3 separate regions of the Homo sapiens genome follow, and regions 2 and 3 are each linked to region 1. The links are chromatin contacts, found by Hi-C or POLR2A ChIA-PET in ENCODE. All regions are on one chromosome and are shown on one strand. The core of a region is the stretch at or near the end of the contact, and the rest is flanking DNA. Distances in the headings are between cores, read along the strand shown. Region 1 holds the start of SPC24 (SPC24 component of NDC80 kinetochore complex). Region 2 holds the start of PLPPR2 (phospholipid phosphatase related 2). Region 3 has its middle 13 kb from the start of TIMM29.

Evidence for each region. A loop is a pair of places that touch in the nucleus more often than their neighbours do. ChIA-PET counts read pairs that join two places held with the same protein, here RNA polymerase II (POLR2A). Pooled maps may share reads with other maps.
Region 2: a loop to region 1 is called in a pooled map, with 6 times the contacts of the local background. The contact joins the promoter of PLPPR2 here to the promoter of SPC24 in region 1. A Hi-C loop is called at or near these places in 1 of 168 maps with a recorded cell type or tissue (naive thymus-derived CD4-positive, alpha-beta T cell) and 12 of 50 pooled maps. POLR2A ChIA-PET finds 5 or more read pairs at or near these places in 3 of 52 experiments (IMR-90, activated CD4-positive, alpha-beta T cell and activated CD4-positive, alpha-beta memory T cell).
Region 3: a loop to region 1 is called in a pooled map, with 3 times the contacts of the local background. The contact joins the enhancer-like site here to the promoter of SPC24 in region 1. A Hi-C loop is called at or near these places in 5 of 50 pooled maps. POLR2A ChIA-PET finds 5 or more read pairs at or near these places in 10 of 52 experiments (CD4-positive, alpha-beta T cell, H1, HEK293 and 7 more).

What each region holds. Positions count from the first base shown.
Region 1 is chr19:11,154,369-11,157,068 of GRCh38, forward strand. It overlaps SPC24 (SPC24 component of NDC80 kinetochore complex), which reads right to left and starts at 1,414. Exons shown (of 5, transcript NM_182513.4): 1 at 1,249-1,414. The coding sequence starts at 1,408. RefSeq lists a silencer at 1,371-1,530.
Region 2 is chr19:11,353,982-11,356,681 of GRCh38, forward strand. PLPPR2 (phospholipid phosphatase related 2) reads left to right here and starts at 1,451. Exons shown (of 10, transcript NM_001393892.1): 1 at 1,451-1,591. CCDC159 (coiled-coil domain containing 159) reads left to right here. Exons shown (of 11, transcript NM_001080503.3): 10 at 599-715; 11 at 892-963. The coding sequence ends at 896. RefSeq lists a silencer at 1,271-1,720 and an enhancer at 2,363-2,700.
Region 3 is chr19:10,940,878-10,943,577 of GRCh38, forward strand. No RefSeq gene overlaps it. Among named protein-coding and RNA genes, the nearest start is that of TIMM29, 13 kb to the left of the region's middle. Within about 2 kb of position 1,339, at least 4 of the 41 ENCODE cell types and tissues checked have a DNase peak (open chromatin) inside an H3K27ac peak, as active enhancers do; they include OCI-LY7, where a contact is called at or near this core.

The DNA of each region.
Region 1 (2,700 bases), core at 164-2,663:
TCTCTACTAAAAATACAAACATTAGCTGGGCATGGTGGCGCATAAGTGTGTTCTCAGCTACTTGGGAGGCTGAGGTGGGAGGATCACTTAAGTCTGGGAGGCAGAGGTTGCAGTGAGCCAAGATCACACCACTGCATTCAAGCCAGGGTAATGGAGCGAGGCTCTGTCTCACAGTAAGTACACAAAATGAAAGGAAATTCTGATACAGGCTATGACATGGATGAACCTGGAGGACATTATGCTCCATGAAATAAGCCAGACACAAAAGGGTAGATATTGTATGATTCCACTAGGAAGGGTAGATATTGTACAATTCCTCGTAAGGTTCCTAGAGGAGTCAAATTTGAGACAGAAAGTAGAACCCTGGTGGGTGCCAGGGTCTGAGAAGGGGATGGGGAGTGAGTGTTTCATGGGGACAGAGCTTCAGTTTGGAAAGATGAGAAAGTTCTGGAGATGGATGATGGTGCTGATGGTTGCACAGCAGTGTGAATGTGCTTAAGGCCACTGAACTGTGCAGTTACAGATAGTGAAGATGGGCCGGACACAGTGGCTCACGTCTGCAGTCCCAGTACTTTGGGAGGCTGAGGCAGGCAGATTACCTGAGGTCAGGAGTTTGAGACCAGCCTGGCCAACGTGGTGACCCCCCGTCTCTACCAAAAATACAAAAATTAGCCGAGTGCGGTGGCAAGCGCCTGTAATCCCAGCTACTCAGGAGGCTGAGGCAGGAGAATAGCTTGAACCCGGGAGGTGGAGGTTGCGGTGAGCCCAGGGCCTGGCAGCAGCAGATGCTCCATAAAACATCTGAATGCCTTCAGGAAGAAGGGATGGGCTATTGTCACAACCATTTGACAAGGAAGGAAGCTGAGGCACAGAGAATTTAAGAAACTCACCTCAAGTCTCACAGCGGACATGGGGATGGGTGCTAGGATTCAAACCCGGAGCTTTGACTCCTGAGCCCCAGTTCAAACCCTGAGACCCCCAGCTCCTGCTCACGGAGAGCTCAGAAGGGGCCAACCCCTCCAGACTCCTATATTTACCACTAAACCCCTGGGGGGTGGGGGATGGTTGCTGTCATAAAGCCGATTTCTCAGATGGTGAAACTAAGGCTCAGAGGGGGCCGTCCCAGGGGGCATAGGGCAGGAGATGGGAGAGTCCAGGAGAGAAGGGGTTTTGAGGTGGGCCTGGTCGCCCCCTCCCAGCACCCGGGCCCCTTCCCCCGTGGGCCCGCGACCACGCTCCGACCCTCACCTCGCAGCTGCTTCTCGGCACCGTCTTGCGTTTCCAGCAGCCGCTCCACCACCTGCTCGTGGCGCCCCAGCAGCCGTCGCTGCTGCGCCTCCGCGCGGTTGGCGCCCAGCAGGCTGAGCAGCCCCTGGCTCACCTCCTCTATGTCGCGGAAGGCGGCCATGACTACGCCAGGCTCCAACCCGCGCAAATTTGACTGTCCGCGGGGCCCGCCCTCTTCCAGAAGAGGTTGCTTTCCATTGGATTTTTTGATACGTCAGTCATAAGCAATGGCCAATAGGCATGGGGAACAGGATCTTAGACTGGGCTAAGCCGCCTTTGGTCTGGCCTGGTGCGCCTGCGACCACTCCTCCGTCAGTCATCGGTGATGACCAATCGGCGCAGGAAGGGGGAGGCTCCGTTATCCTTCCCGATGCGCCTGCGCGGGAGAGAAAGCGGCTGTTTATTTCTCCATAGGTCGAGCGCTTGCTCTGTGCAGGGTGGGGTTCTAACGGCAAAGCAGCGAGCAGCTTCTCCTGGAACTTACATCCTACAGTGTGTGCGTGGGATACACAATAAGCATAGAGAATAAGTAGATTCTATGAGAGGCTGCATAGCAAAATGGCGTCTGCAGCCAGATTTACTGGGTTCGAATCCCAGCGTTGCCACTTACTAGCTGTGTTACCCTGGACAGACTTCACCTCTCTGTGCGGTACTTTCCTCCTTAGTAAAATGAGGGTCATACTAGTGCCTGTGTCAGCGTTGGCGTGAGAATTCTTCTTATTACTTTTTTTTTAGAGACAAGGTATTGCTCTGTCACCCAGGCTGAAGTGCAGTGCCACAATCATAGCTCATTGCAACTTCGACCTCCTGGCCTCCAGCAATCCTCCTGCCTCCGCCTCCCAAAGTGCTGGGATTACAGGCGTGAGCCACCGAGCCCAGCCTGGCGTGATAGTGTCTCCTATTCAGTAGGTGCTATATAGTTGTTTAATGAAACATACATAGAATCCTAGCATGTAGCTGGGTGCAGTGGCTCACGCCTGTAAGTCTGAGCTCTTTGGAAGGCTAAGACAGGAGGATCGCTTGAGCCCTGGAGTTTGAGACTAGCCTGTCTCAAAACAAAACAAAACAAAGAAAAGATCAGTGCTGACTCTAAGGTGCTGGTTCCATGCTAGACACTGGTATTTCTGCAAGAAACAAGATGTTAAGATGGCATCTTTTTTTCTTTCTCTCTCTTTTTTTTTAAGACAGAGTCTCACTCTGTTGCCCAGGCTGGAGTGCAAGGCATTCCAGCCTGCTTCCTGGGTTCAAGGCATTCTCCTGCATCAGCCTCCCGAGTAGCTGGGATTACAGGTGCCCGCCACCGCACCCAGCTGATTTTTTGTATTTTTAGTAGAAACGGGGTTTCATTATGTTGGCCAGGTTGGTCTTGAACTCCTGACCTCGTGATCTGCCTGCCTCAGGCTCCCAAAGTGC
Region 2 (2,700 bases), core at 201-2,700, 200 kb after region 1:
TATGGTCACATTAAGTAGTGTTCTGGGGTCACATTAAGGAGTCACTGGAGGTTTCATCCAGGAGTCATTCATGGTCACATTCAGAGTCACTTGGATCTTATATGAGTCCATGGGGACTCCACACAGTGGCTCATGCCTGTAATCCTAATATTTTGGGAGGCTGAGGTGGGAGGATTACTTGAGTCTAGGAGTTTGAGACCAGCCTGGGCAACACAGTGAGACCCCATCTCTCCAAAAAATTTAAAAACTAGCTGGGTGATGGTGCACCTGTGGCTGAGCACACCTGTAGTCTCAGCTACTCAGGAGGCTGAGACAGGAGGATCGCTTGAGCCTGCGAGGTTGAGGCTGCAGTGAGCCATAATCGTGCCACTGCACTCCAGTCTGGGCAACAGAGCGAGACCCCATCTCTAAAAAAAAAAGTGTCAATTGGGTAAAATGCAAGGGTCATTGAAGTCATAATTTGGTGTCACACTGGATCACATTCAAGGGAATTGGGGGTCATGGTTTAAGTATCAATGAGGTATACTATGAAGGGACACAGGGCCTATATTTGGGGGTTACTTGAGGGTCACATTCAGGGAACCTGTCCCTCCTGCAGGCCACAAGGGGCACCAGTGCCTGAGCCCTCCACTCCCCTCCTGGGACTCTGACTCCGACTGTGACCAGGACCTCTCCCAGCCACCTTTCAGCAAGAGCGGCCGCTCCTTCCCACCCGGTGCAGATCCTCCCCAGTCCCCCCCTCCACCCATTTCCCTCCTGACCTGCCCTTGACTCCCACAGTCTAGACCCTCAGAACAGGCCCAGATCCTGATCTGGGCATGCGGTCCCTGACCTGCAGCCCCGGAGTCCCCTGGACCTGGCCAGGCCCTGACCCACCCTCTCTCTCCACAGCTTGAGCAGCCGGGACTGCTCTCCCTGAAGACCCCTCCAGAGAGAAAATAAACTAGCCCAGACCCTCCTCTAGCCCCGACTGTTAGTCTTGCTGCTTCCTGTGCCTAGGAATCCCCCTGCCCTCCTAGTTTACCCCTCATTGTTGGGGGGGAGGGGTGTAGAGACCCCAGGGGTCATTCGGGATGTGTGGGCTTGGAATCAGGGGACATCTGAAGCCAGATTTAATATATGACAAGGCAAGGAGTCATTCTGTCCAGACACGAGCAGCCAGACAGACTTCCACACTGGCCACAGAGCCTTCCTTTCTGGGGGGCCCTGGCGAATGGGGAAACTGAGGCCCAGAGAGGGAGAGGCGCGGCCCAGGGACATACTCTGAAGCCCCTCCCTCCTATTACCCTCGGAGCCCCGCCCACCCCAGGGTCCTCCCTCTCTACTTCCATTCTTGGTTCCTTCCTACAATCGATGCTAACACGCCCCGCCTCCAAGATCACGGAGGCCCCGCCCCACGGGGCTATGCAAATGAGACGCCCGGAGGCCCCGCCCCTCCCTCCACCTCGGAGTCTGCGCGGCGCGGCCAGGCCCGGCCGACCGCGTCTCGGTCTTCGCGTCTGCCAGCCTGGCTGGCAGTCCGTCTGTCCATCCCGCCGCGCCGGGGCAGTCTAGGCGGAGCGGGGGCTCAGGCGGCGGCGGCCTCGACGCGGTGAGAGGAGGGGGTGGGGGCGCCCCTCATCCCCTCCCGTGGGCTTCCCACCCCCGGTGTCGGTCTCCGGTTCCTGAGGGTTGGGTCCCTCTGGGTCCAGCGCGGGGAGGGGCGGGGGAGGGGAGGCGGCGAGCTGGGGGAGGGGACCGGGCTGGGGGAGGGGACCCCGGGCCGAGGAGCCAGCACCGGTGGTGAGGGCGGCTGTGGGTAACTGTGATTGTGTGGTTGTCATTGTGTGTCTGTGTGTGGTTGTGTAACTGTCATCGTGTGGCTGCATGACTGGGATTGTGTGGTTTCGGGAGGTCCGCGGGTGTGTGTGTGTGTGTGTCACTGTCATTGTGCGGCTGTCGTTGTGGGTGTCACTCTGATGGTTTGTGTGTGTGTGTCTGGCTATGCTGTGACTGCCATTGGCCCCCCGTGTGGCTGCTGTCTCTGTGTGTGACTGTCTTGGTGTTCGTGTGGTTGTGTGCATAGGACTGTCATTGTGTGGCTCCTGTTGTGTGTTCATTCTGATGGTGTGTATGTGTGTGTGGCTGTGGTCGTGCGCTGTGCACCTTTCTTGTGTGGCATTGTGAGTCTGTGTCATGGTCCATGGATGTGGCCATGTGGTTGTAGATGGCACCTTGTCTCTCCCCTGTGACTGTTGGTGTGAATAAGAGACTGTTAGTGTGTGTGTGGCTGTCGCTGAGTGCCTTGTAATTGGGGGTGTGACGCTGTGATGAGTTCTGTGACCCCCATTGTGTGCGGTGACTCTTTTCTGTGACTCTTAAGTGTGTTGCAGGCCTGACTGTGTGTCCCTGACTGTAGCGGTGTGGGGGCTTGTGTGGGACTGTGATGTGTGTAGGGTCTCCTGACATGTCTCTCTCTGTTTGGCCTGGGGTGGGGGTGGGGACTTGTTTGATCTGTTTGGTGTCTCTGACAGGCTATGAGCCCACTGTGTGTGAGTATGCAGTGACATGTGTTGTGTGTGTTGGACACCTGTCTGAACAAGGGGGCCCCTCTTGTTTACTGCAAAGTGGCGCCCAGCACAGCGCCTGGAAGTCGGCAGGTGCTCGGTCTTCACTGTGGGATGGGTGAACGCTATGCCATGGTTGTGTGTGTGTGTGTGT
Region 3 (2,700 bases), core at 89-2,588, 210 kb before region 1:
CCAGCCTGGCCAACATGGTGAAACCCCATCTCTACTAAAAATACAAAAATTAGCCGGGCGCGGTCGTGGGCACCTGTAATCCCAGCTACTAAGGAGGCTGAGGCAGGAGAATCGCTGTGCACCACTGCACTCCAGCCTGGGCAACAGAGGGACAGAAAGAGACAGAGAGACAGAGAGAGACAGAGGGAGGCAGGGAGGGAGAGAGGGAGGAGTGGGGCAGGGAGGGAGGGAAAGGAAAGGAAAGGAAGGAAAGAAAAGAAAAAGAGAAAAAGAACGAAACATAGAATCACGGACACAGTTCATAATCTGTGTCTTTCTCCAAAAATTATTTTGAGGGCTTCAGTATTTAAAGGGGAAAAGTGGGCTGGAGGGCAAATGGGAGAGTAATGTGTCCATGTGTAATAAAATCCATATATGTAATGTATCCCAAATGTATCCATATGTAATTCACATATTCCTACAGAAAAGGAGCAGGTAGGGGGATAGTCAATTATGTATTCGTCTGGCGCCCAGTAAATGGTCACTTTCCATAAGATAAAGTGAACACAGGGTAGGTACCTATGGAGCTTTTTTTTTTTTTTTTGAGATGGAGTCTCGCTCTGGCGCCCAAGCTGGAGGGCAGTGGCAGGATCTCGGCTCACTGCAAGCTCCGCCTCCCGGGTTCAGGCCATTCTCCTGCTTCAGCCTCCCCAGTAGCTGAGACTACAGGCGCCTGCAAACACGCCCAGCTAATTTTTTTTTTTTGTATTTTTTTTTTGTATTTTTAGTAGAGACGGGGTTTCACTGCGTTAGCCAGGACGGTCTCCATCTCCTGACCTCGTGATCTGCCCGTCTCGGCCTCCCAAAGTGCTGAGATTACAGGCGTGAGCCACCGCACCCGGCAGATTTTTTTTTTTTTTTTCTTTGAGATGGAGTCTAGCTCTGTCACCAGGCTGAAGTGCAGTGGCGCAATCTCGGCTCACTGCAACCTCCGCCTCCTGGGTTCAAGCGATTCTCCTGCCTCAGCCTTCTGAGTAGCTGGGACTACAGGCATGTGCCACCAGGCCCAGCTAATTTTTTTTTTTTTTTCATGGAGATGGGGTCTCAGGCTTTTGTCTCGAACCCCTGGGCCAAGTGATCCTCCAACCTCAGCCTCCTGAGCAGCTAGTTCTTTTCTAGTGTAATATATTATCTTACGGAATATATTCCATTGTCTGCATGGACCCCAGTTGGTTTATTCACCCATCTACTTAGTGACATCTTGGTTATTTCAAAGCTGACATGGTAGGTATTACTGGTCGCCTTACAGGGGAACAGCAGGACATCTGTAGTGTGTGGTGAACACTAGAGGGAGCAAGAACCCCCTTTCTCTATCAGGTGGGTGTTACCCATTTCCCAGCTGCACTAATCTGTCGTTCCTTGTAGAGGCCTGATCTGGTGTTTGCCCTGAATGAGAGATGATCTGGAAACCATTTGTGGGAAAATTAAGTTAGACATCCTTCCATTGAAATAAAATGCAGGGGCCGGGCACAGTGGCTCACGCCTGTAATCCCAGCACTTTGGGAGGCCAAGTCGGGCTGATCACCTGAGGTCAGGAGTTCGAGACCAGCCAGGCCAACATGACTAATTTTTTTGTATTTTCAGTAGAGACGGGGTTTCACCGTGTTAGCCAGGATGGTCTTAATCTCCTGACCTTGTGATCCGCCCGCCTCGGCCTCTCAAAGTGCTGGGATTACAGGCGTGAGCCACCGTGCCCAGCCTTGCAGCAAATAATTACATGAAAAAATAATTAATTTAAATTCTGGCAAGTTCTTTGAATCAAAACCAGGGAGAGGTGCTCTGCTCTAATAACCCAGCTCTTGTGGATGTTATTCATGCTAAAACTTGTAGGATTTTCCATTGCTTGAGTTCTGCTGTAGTGTTATTGCTTATCAGTGTAGGATCTGTGCTCTGTGGATTGGTTTAAACTTTACTCGTGGGACAGCTGGCTTTGAAAAGTTTTCATCATCCCCTGCAGGGACTGCACTGGTCTTTGTTGAGGCACATCTAATGTTGATAGCTCTGTTTCCTCCCAGCTGGGGCTCCAATCTGTGACCTTGCTTAGGTAGTGATGCTCTGAAAAGTCTCCCTATTTCTTCTGAGAACAGTTAGATATTGGGTGTAGGCTTTTGAAATAATATGATAGGCCTCACTCTGTAGGGGTTTTTACAAAAGCCACTATAGGCTGGACGTGGTGGCTCACACTGTAATCCCAGCACATTGGGAGGCTGAGATGGGAGGATTGCTTGAGACGAGGAGTTTGAGACCAGGAGTTTAAGACCAGCCTGGTCAACATAGTGACACCTCCATCTCTTTAAAATTGTTGTTTAATTATATAAAAGCCACTGTAGAGTTTGAATGCTTTCAAAATATCAAGAGGATGACCACAATGAAGTAAACTGTCACGGTGGGGCACAGTGCCTCATGCCTGTAATCCCAGCACTTTGGGAGGCTAATGTGGATGGATCCCTTGAGCTATGAGTTTGAGACTGACCTGGGCAACATAGGGAGACCCCATCTCTACTAAAAATATGAAAAATTTAGTAAAAACCCTGTCTCTACTAAAAATACAAAAATTAGCCAGATGTGCTGGCATGTGCCTGTAGTCCCAGATACTGGGGAGGCTGAGGTGAGAGAATCACTTGAACCTGGGAGGCAGAGGTTGCAATGAGCTGAGATCAT